2 separate regions of the Homo sapiens genome follow, and region 1 is linked to region 2. A link is an interaction called in ENCODE POLR2A ChIA-PET data of the cell type or tissue named here. Cell type or tissue: GM12878. All regions are shown on one strand.

Evidence for each region. Peaks named below come from ENCODE experiments on the same cell type or tissue, not always from the same donor. Only the 100,000 strongest peaks of a DNase experiment are listed, where the experiment ranks them.
Region 1: POLR2A ChIA-PET joins it to region 2 with 6 read pairs; 1 of 35 experiments calls an interaction of 5 or more read pairs at or near these places.

Annotation. Positions count from the first base shown.
Region 1 is chr2:214,734,952-214,739,951 of GRCh38, forward strand. All of the region lies in intron 9 of BARD1 (BRCA1 associated RING domain 1), which reads right to left. Among named protein-coding and RNA genes, the nearest start is that of BARD1, 72 kb to the right of the region's middle. RefSeq lists enhancers at 2,277-2,326, 2,367-2,566. In GM12878, no CTCF peak of the experiment used is centred here; a DNase peak (open chromatin) is centred at 2,490; H3K27ac peaks cover 2,052 bases.
Region 2 is chr2:215,809,793-215,814,792 of GRCh38, forward strand. The region is part of intron 1 of LINC00607 (long intergenic non-protein coding RNA 607); the gene reads right to left. Among named protein-coding and RNA genes, the nearest start is that of LINC00607, 31 kb to the right of the region's middle. In GM12878, no CTCF peak of the experiment used is centred here; a DNase peak (open chromatin) is centred at 1,979; H3K4me3 peaks cover 1,419 bases; H3K27ac peaks cover 1,240 bases.

The DNA.
Region 1 (5,000 bases), 1.1 Mb before region 2:
ATAATGAAACACTGCTGTTAAAGGAAATACAGGGTTACATTTCTGTGGGCCTGTGGCTCCAGCATTTCCATCAACTGATCAATACTTAACTTTGTTTTATGTATGTTTCTGTTTATACACATTATTTATTGTATACTGTTGACTCATTAAGATTAAACTTAGGGCCAGCAGTACTACAATTAAGGCCTTAACAAAGCTTATCCTACACAGTATTTAATATTTTCCCTGAAAGGCACATCACCATCTTCTTGAGCTTAGACTCACAAAACAGCACTTCAGCACTGTATTATGAGGCCATTTTAAATAATAAAATCAGCAACAAAAACACAAAAATGCAAAAAACATGGCATCAACAGACTGTGAAAGGGCCACTTGTTTACAGCGTGAGAGCTGAAAAGAGGAGGTAAAGTATCACCTTGTTTGACCTCAGCTGGGGACACACTTGTTTGTCAACTAAAGTTCTTCACTACTCTGTACATGTCTACAAAAGCACTGTGAGTATTGATTTGGGGATTACAAGAAAAATTTTAGCAAGTAAGAAAACTCACAAACACAGAATCCACAAACAATGAGGATTTACTGTTTATTACTTCCAATTCAGGGGAGGGAACTGAAATGCTAAGAAGTCAACTTGCTTAAAGCTGAATGCAGCCATTAAGTGGCAGAATGGGAATTTGAACCTAAATCTGCTTAGTTTTCTAAAGGCTGTGTATTTCACACTGAAATATAACTTAGTGGTACACAAGATAAACCTTGGGTATTATCTTAGCATGATGTGAATATGTCAAATGCTTAAAAGCTGCTTAAATTGAGTGTTCTAAGATGTTGTTTATTATAAAAAGGTCAGAAGACTAACAACTGAATACTCCATCTCTCCAAAAGCAGAGGTTTGTCAAGACGCTGAGTCTTTCCTGAATTGGGTCATTAATGCAAATTCAAATTCAACACTCACACTCAGGACGTCTATGATTACCCATCATGTCAATCTTAATTTGTTAGTTTTATCTGTGTTTTATTTGGCTCTCAGATCTCTCTCCCCCATTTTTTTAATATGAAAGTCATATTCACCCAAGGTTGCTAAGCTGAATTTCCGAATCTTATAATTTTAAATTATCATAAATGTGCTTTGAAAATTGTTTACATATAATAAAAATTATACTCTAAAAAAGGCATAAATTTTAATAACCACTCACTGAATTAAAAACCTTTCTAATAAAGGTAATATAAATATTAATTTTATTATACATTGAAAATGAGACTCAAAATTCTTGACTGGGTCAAAATACCATACTAGAAGCACTGCCAGTGTGCTGGAATTATGTCATATATTGTTTCTATATTAAAAATCAAATAAAAAACCATCAGGAATCCAGTGAAATGGTTAACTCAAATTCACTATTTTATATGTGATTTTTTTATTTTCCTCATTACGTAAGCAGGTATTCCCCTTCCCAAATCTCCTTCCCAATGGTACTTACAGAGTATTCATAATTGTATCTTTAACTGCATATGGTGGCACAGAAAGCCAAGGACTGAACATTCTTATGATATCTACTGTATCGAATGAATGGCTAATGTCTAATTGCAGAATTAAGTAGGCTGTGCTTGTGCCAGCTGCTTCTCCATTTTATGGGTTTATTTGACTGATTATTTACAAGAAACACATTAAAATGGCATCTATTCCTCCTGAAAACATGCTGGCATTAGTCAATCAACAGAATTTAACCTTAATAGATACTACAGTCCAGTAAGTATGGCATCAAAAAAATGAGATGGCAGATACCAACAGAGCAGCATGGTACTTCCATGAGAAGGAGCCAGTGTAAGTCTTAATTCATTAAATATTCTGTTTCATGGGAGTTATGTAGTAAGTTTCTGTAAAGTAAAGCAAATCCAATGCTCTAGTTACAATGATTGAGTTAAACAAATACATTTCTCTAATATGCTTTTACTCCAAGCAACAATTTGCAGAATCCTGTGTCACCTAAGACTAACTAAGGAAGAATGAAAGTAGCTCTTTTTCTTTTCCTGAAAAGAAAGGATGTTTCCAGGTCTACAACTACATTTGAAGGGTGGCAAAGTGTTTTGTTAAAGTTGCTGTTATAGCATAGAAAATCTCTAGAATTTTTTCAAAGCTGGGAGTGACAACTACTTCAAGGATTGCGACTCAAATGCCTACAAAAGCCAGGTAGATTACATAAATGTGTGAAGAACCTGGTGTGAGGTGGTAGGAAGCTATGGAGACTGTAACAAACATCATGCCTAAATATATAAAAATTAATTATGTTAGACAAAACCAGACACTGTATTTCCTTCAGCCCTCAGAGTCCTCAGCCTGCCGATTTGAAACTTTTGATGCTTTGTCTAATCAACCTCTTTTATAGATAAGGAAACTTAAGTCCCAAGAGATTTAAGTGGCTTTCTCAGTGACATAACTGAGATGAGAACTGAAATATCCTCCATGTCACAGATCAAGTTTTTTTGTTCATCTTTATTTTTAGTTGGATCAATGTGCTTACTCAATCCGACATGCTAAGGTTGCCACTGTCTAACTTGTTATCTGAAACTGTGAGTTTCAGAATGATGACCTACTCCGGAGACAATACCACAGTTACAAATTCATATCAACTTCCTACTGAACCTTTTTTTAAGACAAATCAATTGAGTTGATTTACTGAAAAGTAAATAAGAATGAAATGCTTTAAAATAAACTTTCAGCAATTCAAATGGTGATACATTATCAATGCACTGGAAGAATCTACCAGCCAAACATTACTTAATTAACCCAAGCCTAAATAATGACTAACATTTTAAGGTTTTATTTACTGAATAAAAGTTAAGCAATCTGCAGCAAGAATTCTTAACCTATTTTCCATTTAAAACACAGTTACATTTTAAGATTTAAACTATTTTATATTTGTAATAAACAGTTAATAAAGTCCATAATTATTCCATCAGTTTAGTAGAAAGATGAACTCTTCTACTTCCTTTTGAAGAAAAAAAAAGCAAAAATACAAATATAAGACCACATTTTAGTTAGCTTTCTTGGCTAATAATTTCCTTACTAAAATTACCTTGCATGAGTAAGTTTACGTAAACATAACTTTTGCATATGCCAGAATGATACATACTTGAAAATGTGTCAAGCCACTAACCTTATAAAATGTATGCTTTATTTCATCTTTGTTACTTTTCATATGTTCCTTTATAGTTGAAGGTTTTGACTGAAGCTATCACTTCGCAGAAACAAACGGATGAACTACTTAGCTATTACAACTAGAGATTCTTTTAGCCCAGGTGTATTCCTGATCATGTTCTCCATTTCATGTAAGCTTTCCTTTTTTCCTGAGATCTTATTAATTTTTTACATATAGGTAAGCAGCCCCATTTCTAAAGTACTGATTAACCCAAAGTCATTAAGGTAGCTCTGTCTACCTTAGCAAAGCCTGGAATTTTTGCATAATAATGACGCTTATGAATTCCAGGGCTACAACACTTTTCTATAAAGAAACTTGTACTGTACAGAAGGTATTTTTTTATTCTAAATTGCTAATAACCACTCTCTCCTCCTACCTCATAAAAGCATATACATCAGTAGATGTATATTTCTGTTTTAGCTGCATGGACCACTGATGATGGTCATGGTTTTATATTAAGCTTACATTTCCTATAATAAAAAAAGATAACACAAATGCAAGGAAATTAAAAAAAGGAGGGGTGTTCCTGAATCCACAGTTATACAAAAATGATGAGAGAATACAATGAAGATGGAAGAAAACTTCAAAATGGAGATCTGTTAAATGTCCAAAGGAGGAGACGATTATTAACTCTGCATGGAAAGCCATACTTAGAATTTTCTCACTCTTCAAATCCCAGAGTAGTAAACAGATCCACATTTTAAAGAATTTTTAGGCCAGACCTGGTGGCTCGCACTTGTAATGCTAGCACTCTGGGAGGGTGAAGCAGGAAGACCGCTTGAAACAAGGAGTTCAAGAACAGCCTGGGCAACAAAGTGAGATCTCTGCCTCAACTAAAAAGAAAAAAAAAATTAGCCAGGCATGGTGGTGAGTGCCTGTAGTTCCAGCTACTCAGGAGGCTGAAGCAGGAGGATCACTTGAACCCAGGAGTTCATGGCTGCAAAGAGCTATGATTGCACCACTGCAGTCCAGCCTGTGTGACAGAGTGAGGGAGGGGAAAAAAGGGTTGTTATTATTCTGGAATTAATGGCTATTTGTAACTGAAATAGCTATGGGAATCAGAATTAACCACTTTTAGTCAATACAAAATATCCTAAAAAAAAAAAATTAAAATACAGAATCAAACATCACTATTCTATATGAAAACAAATGTTCTACTACAGTATGTCATTAGATCTAAACTAAAGATGTTTAAATTAGGGATGTGTGTCACTCAAGATAACAGTATGTAAGTAAAATAAAAATTAAAGAATTTCCTTTGATTCTATTAAAAATCAACACCCAGATTGTAAAAGCAAAACAAGTGTTTTGCAAATGATTATATTTTAGACTTTTTAGTCGAGTAAACTATAACAGCACTAAACTTTAGTAAAAAGGGACATCACAATAGGCAGCCTACAACAATGACAAAAATGAAAAAACAGTAGCATACTATCACTGCAATTTTTGGAAAACTTAAGTAAAAGAACAGAGAAATGAGTTTGAAATTTGAAACTTCCATAGCGAAAAGTGAAAGGACAATGAAATAAAGGCTGAAAATATAAAATAAAGGCTAAATGTTTCCATTTAAGATTTGAGATATCTCATTAAATACTGTCGACAGTCATTAAATTCTGGCTCCATATAAATATCATTTAGCAATTATTTATTTTTGACATTTTAGTAAAAATTCTGGCTATCAGCATATTTATATGTAGAAATATATTTCTTCACATTACAAGATGTGTAATTTGCTATTTTACTTAATGCATTGAGAAGCAGGTTAAATTCTATTGCAAAAATATATTATTATATCATAAATTT
Region 2 (5,000 bases):
AGAAGGAGGTTGCAGTGACCTGAGATCATGCCACTGTACTCCAGCCTGGGTGACAGAGTGAGGGAAAAAAAAAAAAAAGAAGGGACAGGGTCAAAGCAATACTTCTATGAATATACCTTGTTTTGTATATTTGAATTTGGTACAGTGTAAATACTTTGCATAATTATAAAACAAAATTAAACATAACAAAATCAGATACTTAACAATTGAGAGCAAAATTAGTCAAGTAAATACAACTGTGTATCAGATGGATGGCAAAACCACATAGAGGAACTATTCCAAATGACTTTGAAACATTGTAAACTGACTATAAATTTCTATTGAGATATACTCTGTGGACAAAAAGAACTGCAAATAAATCTTAAAATTATCAAATCACTGCAGCTAGTGGTAGGTATTGTTATTCTGAGACTGTCGTGTGCATTGTGAGATTAAGCAAATAAGTAATTGTCTTGGTGCCATCAGAAACCAGGATTTTTGTCATGAGAGAAAGGAAATACAAACGTAAGATGCAGAAGATTGAGTTAAAAGTCCTATTCTATATTTGAATATATATAAATTCATGATGTATTTTATTTAAAAATATATATATATTTCCTACCTCTATCCTCTGAAAAGATCAACCTAAGAGCAATGAGGAGTCTTAATTCTCATATTGCTGTTTCTAGTCATCATTTCCAAATCAAAGCAATCATGCACCTGTAATCCCAGCACTTTAGGAGGCCGAGGTGGGTGGATCACCCTCCTCGAGGTCAGGAGTTCAAGACCAGCCTGACCAACATGGTGAAACCCCCATCTCTACTAAAAATACAAAAATTAGCGGGCGTGGTGGTGCGCACCTGTAATCCCAGCTACTCAGGAGGCTGAGGCAGGAGAATCTCTTGAACCTGGGAGGTGGAGGTTGCAGTGAGCCAAGATCTTGCCACTGCACTCCAACCTGAGTGACAGAGCGAGACTCTGTCTCAAAAAAAAAAAAAAAAAAAAAAGGAAAAGAAAAAAAGAAAAAGAAAAAATGGCTGATTCCAAGTCTGAGAAAGGAAAAGTAGAGGATGAGCCTAGAACATTTTGTCATACTAGACAACGAGGAGGCTCTCAGAGATTACTGAGATTGCTCAAAAGATTCAAAAGACAACTTGAATAGGTTGCCACTGGCCAAAGATAAACTAATTCGACACTTCAGAACACTCACTTCCATTCTTTGAAATCTGTGCTTCCTAGGTGGCTATCTTCAGACTTTGCATTTGAACACTTTAAACTAGATTTTGACCCTTTTGATTATTTTAGGATGACATTTTGGTGACCCAGATGGGACCCAAAGCAAGCCGCCAGTGATCCCCACCATTTCACCAACAACAGTCAGGGCACTGGTATTAGCATGAATGACTTTTGTTCACTCGACCTCACTAGAGCCAGGAGGAGTCTCTGGTGAGGTTCCTCTTCAAGTTCAAATCTCCCTGATTTTTGTTGATATTCAGACCTTATTCAAGCCACCTAATTCCACGCTCAATAGAGCTGGAATTAAAGCTCTGCTTTTCAGGTAAGGTTTTGGGTTTTGTTCTCTAGAGATTCTGCTCTTTGCAGGTTTTGTTTTGTTTATTTTGTGTTTTGTTTTGTTTTTATAGACAGAGTCTTGCTTTTTTTTATAGACAGAGTCTTGCTCTGTTGCACAGGCTGGAGTGCAGTGGTGCACTCATGGCTCACCGCAGCCTCAAACTCCTAGGCTCAAAGAATCCTCCCACCTCATCCTCAGGAGAAGCTGGGACTGTAGGTGCAGGGCCACCATGCCTGGCTAACTTACTTTCTGTAGAGACAGGGTCTCATTATGTTGCCCAGGCTCATCTCCAATACTTAGCCTCAAGTGATCCTCTCAAAGTGCTGGGATTACAGGCATGAGCTACTGTGCCTGTCCTATAGATTTAGGTTAACAGTTGTTTGTTGAACTATGCATTAGAGTTTGTGCAGCCTTTGCTCTCATTCGCACTATGGTCAGGAAAGGAAACCATTTCTCTCTCTGAAAAGAGGAAGTGAATTTTTTTGTGGTTTAAGCAAAGTTTGTAATTAAAAAAAAAAAAAACTGGCTAAACTTGGAAGCTGGGTTCATTTGACATATCTAAAGTCCCTTCTGAGTGGCCAAAGCCAGGGAAAAGCTTTTAATCAGAATGAAGATAAATCCTGAAGATAAGGGACACTATTCTTCCTGGACAAAATGTACCTTAGGCAACTAGGTTCCTGTGGGAGTGTTTGAGCTCATTGCTTGTGATGTGCAATGGTCCCATAGGCAATCCTCAAAGAAGAACACAGGGGGAATCTTGCTTAACCCAGGGGGCCCCATGAAAGGCTGCTCTCCCTGTGCCTTAAGCACCCAGGACTCATGGGTTTTGCCAAGATGTGTAAGAGGGGAGAAGCAACTCGTAGGTGACACCTTGAGGAGTAATCCTCATTGGGCAGCACACCACATCCAAAACATCTTTCACTTTCAGCTTAAAAAGAACTTAATTTATGGGCAGTTATCTATGTAAAACCACATCTTCCTTCTGAAAGGAGAGATCAACCTATGGAAACTCCAGTTGGATTCCTAGGCAATACTTATGGGGCCACCTCCTGTCAATATCTAGAGAAATAGTCTTAACCCGTGAAGACACCAAACTACAATGGCCAAAATGAGATACTTTTGAAATACCTAAATTAGTTTATTTACACACACAACTAGAAAAACAGCTCTAAAATTAAACAATAATTGGGAGAGTTACTTCCAATGGTACTTAGACCTTTTCAAGAGAGGCTCTGACAAAGTTCTTTCCCTATAGGAAGAAGACATAAAGCTCTCCAAAACCACTTCTGAATTAAAGACAACTGCTTTAATATGCAACAAATGTTAGGCTGTGGTGAGCTCAGGTAATTGAGACTCCAGAAGCAAGTAGAACCGATGTATTGAACAGGCGAACTTCTAGGGGATTAAGGATATAGATGACTGTTAAAGGTCAGCATCCCCCTAATTCTGTCCTTCACATTACAATCTCTAGGTCCAATCATCTAAACCCTGTCACTCTTCTACCTCTGGCTTCAGATGAGAGGGCACAAGATTGCAAAATCTTAACCAACCGCTTCTCTCTCCCAGACAGACCTCCAGGAGACTCCCCTTCCTAGCACTGATGTTGTTTGGTTTACAGATGGATCTAACTTAAAGGATGAATCTGGGACTTATTGTGCAGGTTATGCTATAGTATCTTTAATGGGAGAAATAGAAAGTGATTGCCTTCCAGGAGCCACATTCACTCAACAAGCAGAACTGGTAGCATTAATCAGGGCCTGTCAACTGGCAAAAGGAATAACTGCTAATATTCATGCAAGCAGCAGATCTGCTTTTGGAGTTGCTCATGATTTTGGAATGCTATGGAAACAAAGAAGGTTTTTAACCACTTCTGACCAGTCTGTAAAAATTGGACACCTTATTTCACAATTGCTAGAAGGCTTATTATTATACCAAGATCACTGCCCATTATTAAAATCCCAGATCACCCCAAATCAGATACTCCAGAAAGCAAAGGAAATCAGCTAGCTGATAAGGCAGCAAAAAGAGCTGCACTAAATGCATCTAAACAAGAAAAGTAACCTATATTAACTTTTAAAGAAGCACCTGAATTTGACAAAAAATGAGCTAAGTACAGAGCTCCAGAAGCTGAACAGGAAAATTGGAAGACGAAAAGGAGAACATACTCTCCCAAAGATGAGGTGTGGTGTGGGCCAAATAATTTACCTATGCTTCCTGCTGAATTACAGTCGTCATTTTTAACCTATAGACGTGATTCAACTCATTGGAGCCTTGATGAAATGGTTGCTTGGGGAAAACAATACTTTCAAAAACCATCTCTGATTATAGCTCACAAGGTATACAATCACTGCCATGTATCTGCTCAAAATATAATCTAGGGAAACCTTTACACAGTTCCCGAGGACATTTGCCTTTAACTGAAGGCCCCTATGAAGTACGACAATTAGATTCTATTCAGCTGCCACCACTGCAAGGATACCATTATGTTCTAGTGATTATTTGCATGTTTTCTCATTGATTAGAAGTCTATCCATGTAGAAGAGTGACTGACTGACTGCCTTAGCAGTAAGTAAAATTCTTTCAGGAAAGATTATTCTGACTTGGGGAGCTCCCTTAAAACTCCACAGTGACAGAGGTACTCATTTTACCAGACAGAAAATTCAGTCAGTATGTAAAAGTTGGCCTCTCCTCCAACACTTTCATTGTGCGTGTCATCCCCAATCATTTAGATTGGTGGAGCATACAAATTGAATAATTAAGATTCAATTGGCAAAAATAACAGAAGTTTTAAAGATTCCATGGCCAAAGTCTCTTCCATTGGTTTTTCTTAACCTAAGATCAGTCTCATTTAGAAAATGTCAGTTGTTGCTATAACTGGCAAACCTATGAATCTGTCCCCATGGAATTGTAACTCCTTAATTGTAAAGGGAGACATGTTCCCTTATTGTTATTACCTTATGAAACAATTAACTAAAAATTATAATCTAGTAAAAGATTATTAGAGACCTCTCAGGAAATGAAGAATTAAAGACTCACAGTCTTTAACCAGGGAATTTTGTTTATTGGAAATGACATATTTTAAAAGACTGTTTCTGACCGAAGTAGAAGGGCCCTTCCAAAGTGTCCCTTACTAAACCTCGTGCTGTTAAATGAGAAAAAATAGACTCCTAGATCCATGTTTCTCATCAAAAAAGGCTGTATCTCCTGAGTGGAATGTTTCCCCGGAAGATGACTCTCAGCTCAAGTTAATGCCAGGTCGAAAAGAAGATGATATCTGATGTAGACAGCTAAAACCCAAGGCTTCAGACCAGGTCTATATCTGAACAAATGCTTAATATTAACATTCGTTAATAAATAGATGATGAAGATTTTCCTTTACAAGCTCCCACTAAACTTCTTTTTATTCTTAGTTCTCATGTCTTGGTTCTGCTATCACCAGCTGTTGCCC